Regions from separate parts of the Homo sapiens genome. Here region 2 is linked to region 1. A link is a loop called in an ENCODE intact Hi-C map of the cell type or tissue named here. Cell type or tissue: B cell. All regions are shown on one strand.

Region 1 (8,000 bases):
TTCTTTGCAACTGTGTAACAAGGATGGGCTTTACTTCAATTTTCGATAAGGTATTCTTCATTTCCATCTGAGACCTCATCAGCACGGCTTTTACTATCCATATTTCTATCAGCATTTTGGTCACATTACTTAAACAATCTCAAAAAAGTTCCAAACTTTCCCTCATCTTTTTGTCTTTTTCTAAGCCCTCACCAGAACTGCCCTTAATGCTCTGTTCACTGCAATACAGTCTCTTTCTAGCCTGCTCCTCCTCCAAATTCTTTCAACCATTGCCCATTACACAATTCCAAAGCAGATTTCACATTTTCAGGTATCCACAGAGCAAATCCCACTCTTCGGTACCAATTTTCTGTGTTGGTCCATTTTGTGTTACTGTAATTGAATAAATACCCAAGGCTGGGTAATTTATAAAGAAAAGAGGTTCATTTAGTTGATTGTTCTGCAGGCTGAGAAGTACAAGAAGCATGGTGCCAGCATCTGCTCAGCTTCCAGTGGGGTTGTTTGTGCTGCATCATAACATGGTGGAAGGTCAAAGAGGAAGTGGACATGTGCAAAGGGGCAAAACCCAAGGGCAACTTGCCTTATAACAACCCACTATTATGGGAACTAATCCATTTCCACGAGAACTAATCCAGTCTCATGAGAGCAATAACTCTCACTACTATGGGAACAGCACCAAGCCATTCATGAGGGATCCAGCCCCATGACCCAAACATCTCCCAACACCACCATGCTGGTAATCAAATTGTGAGATTTGGTGGCAACAAACCACATCCAAACCATAGCAATACCATAAACCCAGAAATAAAAACTGTTTGATCAAAAGCAAGGCATATTTAAGAAGAAAATACATTACTATTTAAAATATTAATAAAGCTGGAACTACCAGAGAAAAAAGTTAATTCCATAACTGGACAGCCTAAAGAAAATGCCCTGGAATGAATGGGAGACAGAAATAACAAGTAGAAAGTGGTTTTGCAGAAAGTCTTCCTTTATTAAGGAAGATGGCTGACCACAGCTGTGGTTGAAATACTCATAAATAAACAATGTTTACCAACAAGAAGTAGTTATTATCATGAAACAATCACTTCCAAGTAGTTTTAAAAGAGACTGCCAAATAGAATATACATGCAATTTGATCATCTCATATTTTGGCAGGCAGAAACACAAAAGTGTTAGGAACCAAACATCATGCTTTTTGCTCCTACACATTTTGCCTAAATGGAATTCTTCCACATGGTGAACATGCCTCTGCTTATTCAGCAAAATCCACTGCGAGTCCTAAACCATTTCCTGAAAGCTAAATTCCCTTCGCTAAGGCACTAAATCATTTTATTGTAAACACCAAATGCTTTCTTACTGCTGGGAGTGGTATTATAGACTTACTTTTTGATATATGTTCCAGCTTTTCAAGATTTTGTTGTAAACAAAAAAGATACTTTATGATATTCCACCCTGTTTATTGCTTTCCAGAGTTTCTATCATTAATTAAAGGGTCTCCTTCCCCTCCTCTACCACCCAAAAAGCTGATCTACTCTCCATATGCCTATATGAGACCAAATAAAGGTCGGTCTATCACAGCAGCAGTGATGGTCATGCCAATTTCACAGTGTGATCTTTGCATTCATTTCATTTTGAAAATGACCCTGCCCTCCATCTGTCTAAGCCGAATGTCCTGCTTTTTTCAAGCCAGGCCTAAGGAGCAGCATCACGTGAAATAAGGAGGAAGAGACACAGAATGGCCTCCCTCCTGCCCACTCCAGCTGCCACGCTCACAGGTACCAACAAAAAGAGGAGAACCCCAACTGATTCCTGTAGGGATCCCAGAAATTTGGAGAAGAAAATAGTCCTTTTACTTTTCATACATTTTCAAGAAGCCATTTGAAGGTGAATGCTTTCATGATGCAAATACAACTCTGCAAAATAGAGATAAAGCTGAAAGATAGGAAAGACAATTTCTCATTTCCATGTTCTGTCTTCTTACCTTAATTTATTATTACCCAAGGTAACAGCTCAATATATAAGAATTTTATTTTATTTTTTTTTAGAGTCAGAGTCTCATTCTGTTATACAGGCTGGAGTGCAGTGGTAGGATCACAGCTCACCACAACCTCAAACTTTTGGGCTCAAGCAATTCTCCTGCTTCAGCACCCCGAGTAGCAGGGACTATAGGTACGTACCACCACGCTTGGCCTTTTTTTTTTTTTTCGGTAGAGATGGGGTCTTCCTATGTTACTCAGGCTGGTCTTGAACCCCTGGCCTCAAGCAATCCTTCCACCTTGGCCTCCCAAAGCTCTGGGATTACAGGCATGAGCCAGAATTTTTAAATTAAGCCTTTTGCATATTGTTTCCAAGGGACAAGTGTCAATCAGGCAGGCAGTAAGCAGAACACCCCCTACTCCTTGAATATTGAGCAGCACTAGCCAGCATCTTTCAATCTACAAACACTTCTGGATTGAAAACTGGATAAGGCTGTAGCTGAGATTGGGGAGAAAGAAGCCTTGAAATAGGGTTACAGAAGCCTTCCTCAACTGCTTTCCCTGGTGTTCTTGCATGGTCCAGAGCTACACTCAACCTCTCTAAAATGAGTGCACTTTGTCCCTTTCTTGGTATTGATGCAGTAGGAGGTTTCTTGTCTGTTCTCATCTAGAAGGACAGAACTGTGGCAAACTTCTCAGCAAGAGAGAAGAATACAGGAGTACGTGAAGTCAGCTGCTTTATGGTATAGCATTCAGATGCCTACTGAAGTTCCTTTTTAGGTATAACAGGTGACCATTCCCAACTAATCACTTTCTAATACTTGCTCACAGTTACGACTTAGGCCAAGAAGTTCAAATTTCCACTGGCCAACCCAAGGTGGCTGGTTGCTTTAACAGGAAAATAACAATATAAAAAAAGCAAGACACTAATATTCCCCTATAACTGGGCCCATACATGATAGATAGAGTTAATTCATCAGTGACTATTACCTACTGAACTTAGCTTTGGAATTTCATGATTCAGCTGCTTCTTATCTAGCTGTGTCATCTCAGGCAAGTTGCCTAATCTTTCTGATTCACATGTTCTTCATCAGTAATATGCAGAATACAGGGTGGTTATTATGATTAGAAATAATATATATAGGTGGTCTAATAGAATGTGATGCAATATGGTTGGTGTTGGCTCCAAAATTTATATGTAGAAAAGATTTATGAACAGCAATACTGTTGAAGAGGCAGTAAGGTACCTGCATTGAAGTATTTAATTATATAGCAAAGACATGCTCTGACTTGGACTGTTTATCATGGGTGGTAGTGAGGCCAATGGACATCATGGAAGACTACAAAAGACAATGCTCTGTCCCAGGCCACCATATGATAGATGTTAATGAATTACAACTATTATTGTTACCTTGAAAACTACACTATTTACAAGTACCTCACTGGGATAAGCCAAATTCATATTTTGCTATCTTGTCTATGTCCCTAATTCTTGATTGAAAAATTGTATTTATTCTCCCTTAAAGTCTATGGTCTCCAGGTCAGTTTATCTAGGGGTATTTTTTAAATTGGTGATTAAATATAATTTTATGGAATAATTAAGCCCCTAGTTTTTCACAGCCCCATCATGGCCACTAATAAACTGAAAAAAAATTATACAAAAATAGCCCCAGGATAATAACATGGAATCTACAGCATCTATTCCAAATATATAACAAAGAATGAAAGAAAACCCAGAATGATATCTTGTACAGTCTAGCAAACCTGCATAGAAATCTTCAAACTAAGAATCTGGAAAAAAAATTAAAGTGTAGGCAATCTTTTCTTATTTTAACAGAAGAAAATCCATATTTATCAGTTCAATATCCAAAATCCCTAGAAGGCTGAAAAGTACAAACTGAGCATGTGTGTCTCTCACACACCCACACATCACTGGCTGACTAATTTAGTAGTTAAGAGAGAAGAGTAAAAATGCATAGGGAAAGGAGCACATTTTAATGTCTTGGATTTTCCCCTCTTGGAAAAAACTGAAGTCATGCATTTCTCCAACGTTTCTACCTAGTAGTGAAAGTTGGAACTCCAGCGCAATGGGGATGGCCAAGGGTAAACGCCAATATATACTCAGTAATATTTGTTGTTACGGGAAAAAAGAGCGGGAGATACTTGGACCTAAAACCGAAACTCTCCCAGTACCAATCAAGATTCACAGTCCTTTTTCCTCATTAACCTCTGGAAACCACCAAATTAAGGATTCCTGCTCGCCGCTCTATTCCGTTCTTACAAACTGTGCCCTCGGGGTAGTGCAAAAAAGAACGTGCTCTAATTCCAGGGTAATTCCAAGAGATAACTCGCCTTTTGCCATCCCGGTTCTTTTACTGAAACTAAACCAAAAGCCAGCATTATTATCGACCACACCGTGTACCAGGCTCAAAATCGCCAGGAACATGGGGCCGGAAACCTTCCTCCGCCGCGCCAGAGACCACGGTGCCATAACAGACACAGTGAGCGCCCCTCATCTTTAAGAGGCAGGGAAGGAGAGTTACCCTGCACCCCCACGGGCCGCCGGTTCGGTAGGTACAGCCGGGACTACGTCTCCCAGCATGCAGCGCGGCTACGACCCGCGCCGCGGAACCACTGGAACGGTGCATGCCGGGACGAGTAGATTCAGTCTCTGAACGGCCCGGAGTAGTCTTTCCCCTCCTGAATGCCGCCACTCCGCAGTCCAGAGTATTTGAAGATCAAGCTGAAATTGAGAGACTGACGAGAGTGGTCCCTTTTTGTTCCTAACAGATTTCTTGCGACAAGGAAACCGGCAGTCTTCCGCTTCCGGTTGCTCTGTTGCCATAGTAACCGCACCCATAACAGCCGTGGTGGTTATGGCTGGCCTGAGCGGCGCGCAGATCCCCGACGGGGAGTTCACCGCGGTCGTGTACCGCCTCATCCGCAATGCACGCTACGCCGAGGCGGTGCAGCTGCTGGGCGGAGAACTGCAGCGGAGCCCTAGGAGCCGCGCCGGCCTGTCGCTGCTAGGCTACTGCTACTACCGCCTGCAGGAGTTCGCGCTGGCGGCCGAGTGCTATGAGCAGCTGGGCCAGCTGCACCCGGAACTGGAGCAGTACCGCCTGTACCAGGCCCAGGCCCTGTACAAGGCCTGCCTTTATGCGGAGGCCACCCGGGTCGCCTTCCTTCTCCTGGATAACCCCGCCTACCACAGCCGGGTCCTCCGCCTGCAAGCTGCTATCAAGTACAGCGAGGGCGATCTGCCAGGGTCCAGGAGCCTGGTAGAGCAGCTGCCGAGTAGGGAAGGGGGAGAGGAAAGTGGGGGCGAGAATGAGACCGATGGCCAGATCAACCTGGGTTGTTTGCTCTACAAGGAGGGACAGTATGAAGCTGCATGCTCCAAGTTTTTTGCCGCCCTGCAGGCCTCGGGCTACCAGCCTGACCTTTCCTACAACCTGGCTTTGGCCTATTACAGCAGCCGACAGTATGCTTCAGCACTGAAGCATATCGCTGAGATTATTGAGCGTGGCATCCGCCAGCACCCTGAGCTAGGTGTGGGCATGACCACTGAGGGCATTGATGTTCGCAGTGTTGGCAACACCTTAGTCCTCCATCAGACTGCTCTGGTGGAAGCCTTCAACCTTAAGGCAGCTATAGAATACCAACTGAGAAACTATGAGGCAGCTCAAGAAGCCCTCACTGACATGCCACCCAGGGCAGAGGAAGAGTTGGACCCTGTGACCCTACACAACCAGGCACTAATGAACATGGATGCCAGGCCTACAGAAGGGTTTGAAAAGCTACAGTTTTTGCTCCAACAGAATCCCTTTCCTCCAGAGACTTTTGGCAACCTGTTGCTGCTCTACTGTAAATATGAGTATTTTGACCTGGCAGCAGATGTCCTGGCAGAAAATGCCCATTTGATTTATAAGTTCCTCACACCCTATCTCTATGACTTCTTGGACGCTGTGATCACTTGCCAGACAGCTCCTGAAGAGGCTTTCATTAAGCTTGATGGGCTAGCAGGGATGCTGACTGAGGTCCTCCGGAAACTTACCATACAAGTACAGGAAGCAAGACACAATAGAGATGATGAAGCTATCAAAAAGGCAGTGAATGAATATGATGAAACCATGGAGAAATACATTCCTGTGTTGATGGCTCAGGCAAAAATCTACTGGAATCTTGAAAATTATCCAATGGTGGAAAAGATCTTCCGCAAATCTGTGGAATTCTGTAACGACCATGATGTGTGGAAGTTGAATGTGGCTCATGTTCTGTTCATGCAGGAAAACAAATACAAAGAAGCCATTGGTTTCTATGAACCCATAGTCAAGAAGCATTATGATAACATCCTGAATGTCAGTGCTATTGTACTGGCTAATCTCTGTGTTTCCTATATTATGACAAGTCAAAATGAAGAAGCAGAGGAGTTGATGAGGAAGATTGAAAAGGAGGAAGAGCAGCTCTCTTATGATGACCCAGATAAGAAAATGTACCATCTCTGCATTGTGAATTTGGTGATAGGAACTCTTTATTGTGCCAAAGGAAATTATGACTTTGGTATTTCTCGAGTTATCAAAAGCTTGGAACCTTACAACAAAAAGCTGGGAACAGACACCTGGTATTATGCCAAAAGATGCTTCCTGTCCTTGTTAGAAAACATGTCAAAACACACAATCATGCTTCGTGATAGTGTTATTCAAGAATGTGTCCAGTTTCTAGAACACTGTGAACTTCATGGCAGAAACATACCTGCTGTTATTGAACAACCCCTGGAAGAAGAAAGAATGCATGTTGGAAAGAATACAGTCACATATGAGTCTAGGCAGTTAAAAGCTTTGATTTATGAGATTATAGGATGGAATATATAGTAATAGCTGATAGTGGCATTTATCAAATGGCTTTGTTATGTAAATTTGCATCGCTTTATTTACCCTTTGGCATCTTTATATTTGTTACATGTTGAACTTTGTACACTTATGCATTATAAAAAAAAAAGTAGCTAAAACTTTTGCTGTTAAATTTCCCAGAAAGTGACATATTCTAAGAACTTTTACCCCAGGAGTTATGAAAAATTCCAAACTTATGAGGAATGTTTATATCAGAAGTTGTAATACGTTTGTTTCCTTTCCTCTGTTATCTTTTGTGCTTTGACGTATCTTGAGGGGTCTTTGCACAAGGATTACATCATTCAGGGACCAAGCACTATCTCAGTAATAGTTAAGAGTAGTCTTTAAATAATCATTTCAGGGATTGTGTGAGAGTAGTCTCACAATTTACACTCATTAATTTGTAATGCATACTTTTTATATAGACTTTAGGATATTTTGGCAGTGTTTATTCATATGGATATAATTCTTTACCTAACCAAAATTCCTTAGGTTATAAGTGGTTTTAACGTGCAAAAGTCAGTAAAAAATTTTGTTGCCTTAACAAAATTATGGTGCTATAATGTAGAGACAATGAACGATTATCAAAGAACAAATTTCCCTGGTTTTCTTTTGTTCCCTTTAATAATTTAAATATATGAACAAGATACACTGTTACTATTTTCCATGATAACTTTTTAAATATCTCTGTGAGAAATAACAGAGCTATCCTGAGAACTCAGGGGTTTGTTTAAGAGACACAGGTTTTGTTATGTTTGTTGCCCAGGCTAGTATCCAGCTCCTAGGCTTAAGCATACTCCCACTTCAGCTTCCCAAGTAGCTGGGACTACTGGCACAAATCACTGGGTCCAGTTCTCAGTTCTTAATTCCTACCTTTGTGTTTGCAATTTAGGATATGCTGGCTGTACAGTGTTTCCATGTTGTAGCCTCTTGAATAAGGAAAAATCTCAGCCACCAGGTCTGACCAAAAAGGTCAATTCTAAGTTGTAATGTTCATTTCATGTCCGCAACTCCCAAGAGTTATTTGGAGTTCCCACTGGGAACCACATGCATTCTGATCAGGCATTTTATTTTCTGAACCTTACAAGAGCCTTACTATTTGATTTCCCACTCCTCACTCCTCTCTTCC
Region 2 (8,000 bases), 400 kb after region 1:
AGTTTTTCCTTTTGGGAAAAAATACATACTTGAATATAGTTATTGAGGCCTTACTCTTTTTTTTTTTTTTTTGAGGTGGACTCTCACTCCATCACCCAGGCTGGAGTGCAGTGGGACCATGTTGGCTCACTGCAACCTCCATCTCTTGGGCCCAAGCAATTCTCCTGCCTCAGCTTCCCAAGTAGCTGGGATTATAGGTGCTCACTACCATGCCCGGCTAATTTTTTTATGTTTTTAGTAGAGATGGGGTTTCACCATGTTGGCCAGGCTGGTCTCGAACTCCTGACCTCAGGTGATCCACCCGCCTCGGCCTCCCAAAGTGCTGGGATTACAGGCGTGAGCCACCGCGCCTGGCCGAGGCCTTACTCTTAAAACCAAGGTGACCCTTAGTTTTGAAAAGTACAGAGCACTATAATGAATGATTAACAAATTATGCTCTGCAAAACAAAACTTAGTTGTGCATTAATACTAGTAGATACTATTTCTGCATTCTTATTTGTGCTAGGCAATGTGCTAAATGCTTTATGTACATTAACCTCATTTTAGTTCATTTAACTTCACAAGAAAGCCGTTGGTTAGGAATTTTTACCCTCATTTTACAGGTGGGAAAACGGAAACAGAGTTGAGTGACTTACTCAAGGTCTCAGAGTTAGTCAGTGGTAAAGTTAGTATTTGGATTCATGGCTATCCAATTACCCATACAGCATATTGAACAAGATCAAGAGGTTTAAAATACCTGTAAAATTTTTGATTAGTTAAATATGATGTGGAAAAATATAATAATGATGGCAATAAATAACCAATAAATGTTAGAAGACAGAGTTTAAGAGACAAGGATATGATACATAACCCCTTTTCTCCTGTAGAAGTAGATGAGGAAGTTATAGTAGAGGAGATGCGATGATAGTTCTGTAAAACTGTGAAGTAAGCATTGATTATTTGCTTGATTCATTAATTTACTTAACTAGGTTTTTGTTGGCCACTCTGTTGGGTGGTGGTATAGAAAGATCAGTAGGAAAGGTGCCTGCCTTTACAGAGTTGGCAGTCTTTTGAGTATGTAGACCATCCATGGGTAAATAGTGCAGAGGTTCAAGAATGATCATAGATTGTACTGATTACAAAGGAAGGTATATAATGTAGAAAGAGGTGCATGGTGGGTGGGAGGGAGACCTGTCCTGAGTTTTAAAGTTCATTATGTGAGGCAGGTAATATGGTCAAGATTCCAGGTAGAGAAAACAGGTGGTAGAAAGCCAAGAAGGTCCAAATGAGAGTGGGTAGGTTAGTGCAGTAATTGATGAGCCCGAAGACAGACAGATAGAAAGACTAGATCTTCCATGGCTGAACAAGATAGAGGTTGCTATAAGGCTGTGGGGAAGAGGCATGGTGAGATCCACATGTTAGGACAAATGCACTGGCTGCAGTGTGGAGAGAGGGTTGGAAAGGGGCCATGCTGGAGAAAACCAGTTAGGAGGCTGTTGCAGACAGGAGGAAAGTGACAAGGGCCTGATAGTGGGCAATGATGGGGGTTTTAGTGAGAAGGGGACAGCCCAGGTTATCAAAGAAAACGAGAAGAAAAGTTTCAAGGAGGAAGAAAAAGTAAATAGTATCAAATGATGTAGAGAAAAGATATTCATTGGGTTGAATAACAAGATCTCTGGTGACTCTTGCTAGAGAAGCAAGTGTTAGTGGTTCACAGAGAAGCCCATGGGGTGGAGGAGTGACCCAAGGGTGAGTGGGAAGGAAACACAGTGAGTGCCCAGTGTTTTCCTTTGCTACTCCCTGTGCTGATTTCCTCCTCTACTTCCAATCTCGGGAAAGAAAAAAAACACTTATTGGACAATTAGTGAAAACTAGTGCGTGCTGTAAGCCTCAAAATGACCCTATGATGTTGGGCCCACTGTGATCTTTATTTTCTAGGTGGGGAACAAAGAGCTTGAGAGATTTATACCCCAGCCCAAGATCCACAGTCATTAAATGGCAGGGCTCTAGTTCAAATCCAGGTCAGTGTGATTCCAGAGCTCACAGTCTCACCACTACTCTCTTCTAGAATTTACAGTCTTCATGCTTTGCTCTTCTCTCCTTCCCTCTCAAGACTGCAATCATGGAGCTGATAGACTTATTTTCACCAAAACATAAATGATGGGCACAGCTTATTATGTTTTTTTTCTGGATGCATTTTGAAATGACCATTGGATGTACTTCTTTTGCATTTTTATTGTGAAATACAGAACCAGTTTTGGCACTTTATGTAAGTGGAATCATTTGTATTCTTCTGTGTCTTGCTGCTTTTGCTCAAAATTGTATTTTGCGATTCATCCATGTTGAGTGTGGCATTAGTGCATTCATTTTCAATGCTGAATAATATTTCCTTACGTGAATTTACCATGTTATTTGCCATGCTATTTTATTCTTTAGGGACTTGTGGGTTATTTCTAGTGTTGAACAATTGTGACCGATGTTGTCTCTTTTTTTAAAAGTTCATTTTTCTGTTCAAGAAGGTCTAAGAATGTGATTTTAAACATCTTTAAATATTTTAGGAGGTCAGGATCCCTTTCCAATTCCCTTGAAATGAAACCTGACAAGTGGTTCCTGTGGGTTCCTGATTTGCTTACTCATGAGACCAAACCTGAGAAGTCTGAGGAGCATTTCTAAATTAAAATGTTTAAATAGGTCAGGTGAACTGAAAAAACAAAGAAACAGTTATTACCAGATCTCCCATTTCCCCTAGCTCTTCCACTTCATTGTTGCAATCTTAGCGAAATGCAGTCAGCTTGCATATTTTCCTGCATCGGTCCTTTGATCAGTAAAGTAATTTCTTTTCCTTCCTTTGTGCAAATCTTTTGATTATAGTAAGTTCATTCTTTAAAGACCAAACGTGGTAAAAAATATTAACAACTTGAATAATTTTAGCAACTATCTAAAATAACTTATTTTGCAGGGGATAAAACTAGAAATATTTACTTTTATAAAGTGAATCATCAAAATATAATACAACCAGTAATAAGATCATAGTGTATCATATATTTTAATAACAACATATAAGATAGACACAGTGTAGTATAGAAGTTCAGGGTATAGGCTCTGGAGTCAGAAAGACCAGGTTCAAATTTCAGTTCCACTTCTTACTGCCCATGTCAATGTGGTGAATTTCTTAACCTTCTAGAAGTAGCTTTCCTCAATTATAAAATAAGGATAATAGTAGTATCTATTTTAATAGGGCCATTGTGACCATCAAGTAAAAAACCTCAATAAATGTTAGTTGTTGTTGATATATTTAGCACATCCAAAGGGTAGAATAACCAGAGTATTTATTAACAAATCTTGTCAGAGATAGTTATCTGCTTATGTTATAGCTATTTATTCAACATTTAATAGGCTCCTCTTCTGAGGCAGAGGTTGTGGATCAGACAAAAGTACAATTTGTGGAGGTAAGACAATTAGAAAATTATGATCAAGTGGCAATGTTAAATAAAATATATTTGAAAACATAAAGTAGGAAGTGATTGCAGAATGTGGATCAATTGAAGGTACAACTTTCTAGGAATTGTATTTTGAATTTGATCTCAAACGAGGTAATAGCCACAACTTTGCCACGAAGAAAATTGAAGTTCTTTCTTCCAGAAAATGTGTGCATGTAAAGAATAGAAGGAAAAATGAGTACGACCTCTTTTGGGGGATAATAGGAATGGAAACTGTGAATGGAATGGGTGAAGAAGGGAGACATAATTGGTGGAATATTTTATAAACAGCTTTTCTTAAGACTCATATTTATTAGATGGTAGGAAAAATAAAAATTCAGTTCCATTTGGATTGGCTTACTGAATTATAAACTTATTAAGGCAAAATGTGACCAATCTGGCAGATTAAAGAAAAGTGGTAATATTTTGGCAAAATAAACTTTCTATATTTTCCTTTTCTTAATAAAGATATAAATAATAAAGCACTTTGACATTTCAGAGATTTGAAATTTATATTGAAAAACCACTCTTGAAATTCCTGTCAGTCATTTGAATCATTTGCTTCTTTTGTCATCTTCTTGTTACTTTTTTTTTTTTTTTTTTAAAGATAAGACTCCTTCCCTATTGCTTCGACTATAGTTAGTATTTTCTAGGTTGGCTGTAGGGATTGTTCCCTGAAGCTTATATACCTCACCACGCGTTGACGACTCCCCCAGGTCAATAGAATCCACTAGGTGGCGCCCAGGTCTACTGCCGCGTCTCGTCTCCGCTGGGCGCAAATCTTGGAACAGCTGTGGATGTTCGAGGAGTGGTTGGAGAGATCAATATGATCCATGTGGAGCAGCTTCCCTACCGTCTGCTCCAAAAGGCTGTAAGCCTGGTGTCCTTCAAACTGTTACTGTAATGAAATACCCGAATATGGACAATGATGGTGTGGTTTTGAGTACGAGAAAGCCTGCGGTTTTGCTTCGTGAGACTTAAAGACGAGCAGGCAGACAGGCATCCATCCAGCTGCAGTTCATAGCCGATGCCCCCGACAAGTAGCAGGCTGGCGACTGAGAAGCTCCCCAGAAGCTACCTTTAATGCCCAAAGATTGATTTAGGCAATGACACTGCAATGTACGGAAGGGGAAAAAGGGACGAGAGGAAGGTATCAAAAAGAGGGAGATTATTTCAATATTAACTTGAGTGCAGGCATAATTCGCTCTCATTTCTGGCAGGCAATTGAGCACTCTGCTTCATATGCAAAATCGAGGGTACATTCTGATGTAGATTTCAGATAGCGGGAAATGAAGGTATTTTGTTTTTCTTTTAAATTGCATTGGGCAATTTCCTTTCTTATATGAAACGCTGTAGGCTTTGTACAATTATTTTATACGTTATTACCATTCTTCTAAAAAGGGACAGCTTTTTTCTTTCCAATTTAAAGTAGTGGATAATGACTTTGGCAGCATTTTCCTGCCTTTTTCAAGTTTATGGAACCCATTCCTCATCATTAGGCTGAAGATGCAGATAAGAAAGGACGAGCCTTTTTCTGGAGCTTGTCACATCAATGTTGCTTCTTAGGTGATTAAAAAGAAAGCAGCGAGGATCTTGGAGAAAACGTCTGACAAAAGGTAATGGAAACCCAGAAACAGACGAAAACCGGTGATAGATTAGGCAAACCTTCTCTGCTAAGTGCATGTGTGCATTTCAGCTCAGGAACAAAAATAAGACCCTGTTCTACGGAGGCTCTTAAAAAACTGACCTGTGCTGGCCCCACACGCTAAGGTTTATTTGAGGCGCCCGAAGGTGATTAGATCCAGGAGGAGGCGTTTTTCTGCAGTTTAGCTTAGGAACTCAGAGCCAGCCAAATGCTTACTGCAGCTGCTTGTTGGCTGGTTCAAAGGTATAGAGCTGCTTTAATTAAAATCGGCAGGCGCGTTTTGATTTTGGTCAAAATAGATTTTGTTATTTTTAAACTTCCTGTGGAATTAAAAAAAAAGTATTTTTATTCCCTTTTCTTTTGTCCAGCATTCTTATTCCCATTTCCATCCTCTGCTATCATAATAATGGGAGGGGGTTCAGTATGGAATTCTAAAAATCTCCCCAGGTTTATCTCTTCAGGGATACGCGATGGTCCAACAAAAACATCTTTAGCACAAATGTAGCTTGGAGTATATGGAAATTGTGTAGTAGTCACAGAGGTATTTCTTAAAAATATCTTTGCTAATAATTTTGGTAGGCTAGAAGTAGATGAGTGAACATGATATTCAACTATGGAAGGTATTTTGCCTGGTGTTCAGTTGGTTTATTGTTTTGAAGGAGGGAAATTGGCATGCAATTTAATAAAGAAAGTACTTTTTCTAAAACGAAACATTTATTTCTATTTATTAAAATATGGTATTTCAATATGCAACAAAGAAAAAATGATTTCTGGTATGATACTAGAAACAAATCTGGAAGTGAAAAAAAGGATGACTAAAAAACATTGTAGTTAACAATATAAATCTCTAGAAGCAATATACTTTTCACCTCTGGGTGCCACTGTTCAACTGCTTCTCGTTTTTATGACTGTTTGAAAGCCAGATGCTTCTTGTAGATGTATTCTTAAAAGAATCTGTTAAAGAGACATTTTCTCTATCTCTAGTTATCTGCTAAATAACTTTTTTGGCACCTGGAGTAAATTCAGCATGGTTGTGATTTTCCATTTTAATTACCAAATGATGACCAAATAATATTGAAGATTGTTTATATGGGCAATTGGCTAGGTTAAAAGCCTGATTTCATCTCTTATGGAAATGAATTTTGTATTTGCCTTTCTGGTAGGCATTTAACCAGAAAAAGCCTTTAAAACACAAGGGAGTTTTAGGTTAAATTTGTTATCATTTGTAGGTATGATTTTAATTCTGCACAAATGTTTCAATACAAATAAATTTTATAAAAGAGAAGTAATGGGTAGACATTGGAAGGAATTAATCAATGAAAATATAATTTCAAGAACCTAACTTTGTTAACTGAAATATTATTTTTCACTTAATTTTAAAGCTTAATTCCTTTAGCAATTCCATGAAAAAAACCCTACAGGAATTTGTCTACATATTTTCTGAATTCTTCTCAGGTGTGATTATTTTAATAAAAATAACAATATTTGTAATTTTGCAAAATGTATGAGTAATTTTTTTTTTTTTACAAACTAGGCAGTGAATTAGTATTTTGTAACAAGAAACAAATGCACATATTCGGTTGGTTTTTAAATCTCTAATTACTTATTTTAAACTTGGGGCTTATCAGAAATGCGAGAGAAAGTGGTTATAATGCCAAAGTTAATTTTGTTTTGTCATATACAAAGTAGTTAATCTAAAAATTATTGATTGATATTCTCCCTCTTTTAACTCTTTTAGGACTCGATATTTAAAGCAAAACTAATTTATCTAGGTGTTCTACGGCACAAAATTAATTCTCCTGGGACTGGTCCAGGCCAAGCCTCATTATGGAACGGTTCCTCTTGCTGAACTAGTCTAAGCCTGATTCTTACTGGGATACTTTTTTAGAGTTATTTGCAACAAAGAATTTAACCCTTGAGAAGCTACAGAATTGACTTTCAATATTATACATATTAGGCCATTTGAGGGGATCAGGAAGACATTAAAATCAGAGTGTGTTTTTTCCTTGTGGGTGCTTCCTGGGACTTTGAAGTTAGGCAATTGTATTTGTGTATACTGCAGGGATTTTAGTTTTGTAATCATATACCAGAATTGAAGTGTTCATTTAAGACATTTTTTACCCTTCCCTAATCTGCATCACAACAAGCATATTACTGACCCTGTCTTTTTCATTTATATATAAGTGGTGAATTTACCTCTTTGCCTGGGTGCCCAAATAGTTGTTCAGATCATACAGCAAGTTTCACTGACTTTCTTTGCTTAATGTCTAACTGAATCATTTGGTTACTTGGTGTTTTTGTGCATACATAGACCCCAAGATTGTAACTGTTAAACAGCTACAAAAGTAGTTCAGCATCATTCATCAGTTATATTTCCTTTACTGTGTGTGTGTGTGTGTGTGTGTGTGTGCGTGCGTGTGTGTATAATATCTTTGCAAAATATTATTGGCGAATAGATTTTTTAAATGTCAATTTTTGTGTTGACTTTTTGCCTTTTGTGTAGCAGTTAGTTCATAAAGATTAGGCCATTTTCCACTGGAGAATCTCTTGCATTTTAAGGTTCTTTGCTCATTGTGGGCATCTTACCAAATTTTTTCACTGAAGTAGTTTTCCTCATTCAAAATGCCACATTTTCTATTAGAATGTTACTAATCTGGCTCAATATATTTTCCCTTTGTGGCTGGTAAGGAATATTTATTTGATGCTAGTGAGGCGGCCCAATCTACCAGCCAGGTCTTTCACAGAGAACAAGATGGTGGTCAACTTGAGGATGGGTAAGTGTCTTTGTGATGGAAAGCAATAATTTAGTCTTTAGTAGGCTGCTTGCTCTACATGCTAACAAACCGACACCTTTCCTCACTCCCCTTCTCCCAGACAGATTTCTGTTGGATTAGTAG

What was found. A loop is a pair of places that touch in the nucleus more often than their neighbours do. Peaks named below come from ENCODE experiments on the same cell type or tissue, not always from the same donor. Only the 100,000 strongest peaks of a DNase experiment are listed, where the experiment ranks them.
Region 2: a loop joins it to region 1, with 5 times the contacts of the local background. A loop is called at or near these places in 2 of 110 quality-filtered maps.

Annotation. Positions count from the first base shown.
Region 1 is chr2:177,549,619-177,557,618 of GRCh38, reverse strand. IFT70B (intraflagellar transport 70B) reads left to right here and starts at 4,823. Exons shown (of 1, transcript NM_152517.3): 1 at 4,823-8,000. The coding sequence starts at 4,856. The coding sequence ends at 6,853. RefSeq lists enhancers at 4,557-4,846, 4,215-5,018, 5,019-5,823. In B cell, no CTCF peak of the experiment used is centred here; a DNase peak (open chromatin) is centred at 4,748; H3K4me3 peaks cover 1,806 bases; H3K27ac peaks cover 1,510 bases.
Region 2 is chr2:177,145,295-177,153,294 of GRCh38, reverse strand. All of the region lies in intron 1 of LOC105373760 (a long non-coding RNA gene), which reads left to right. Among named protein-coding and RNA genes, the nearest start is that of MIR4444-1, 63 kb to the left of the region's middle. RefSeq lists an enhancer at 4,197-4,920. In B cell, CTCF peaks have their summits at 3,995, 4,195 (motif pointing right), 5,764 and 5,964; DNase peaks (open chromatin) are centred at 4,224, 5,114 and 5,984; H3K4me3 peaks cover 1,642 bases; H3K27me3 peaks cover 798 bases.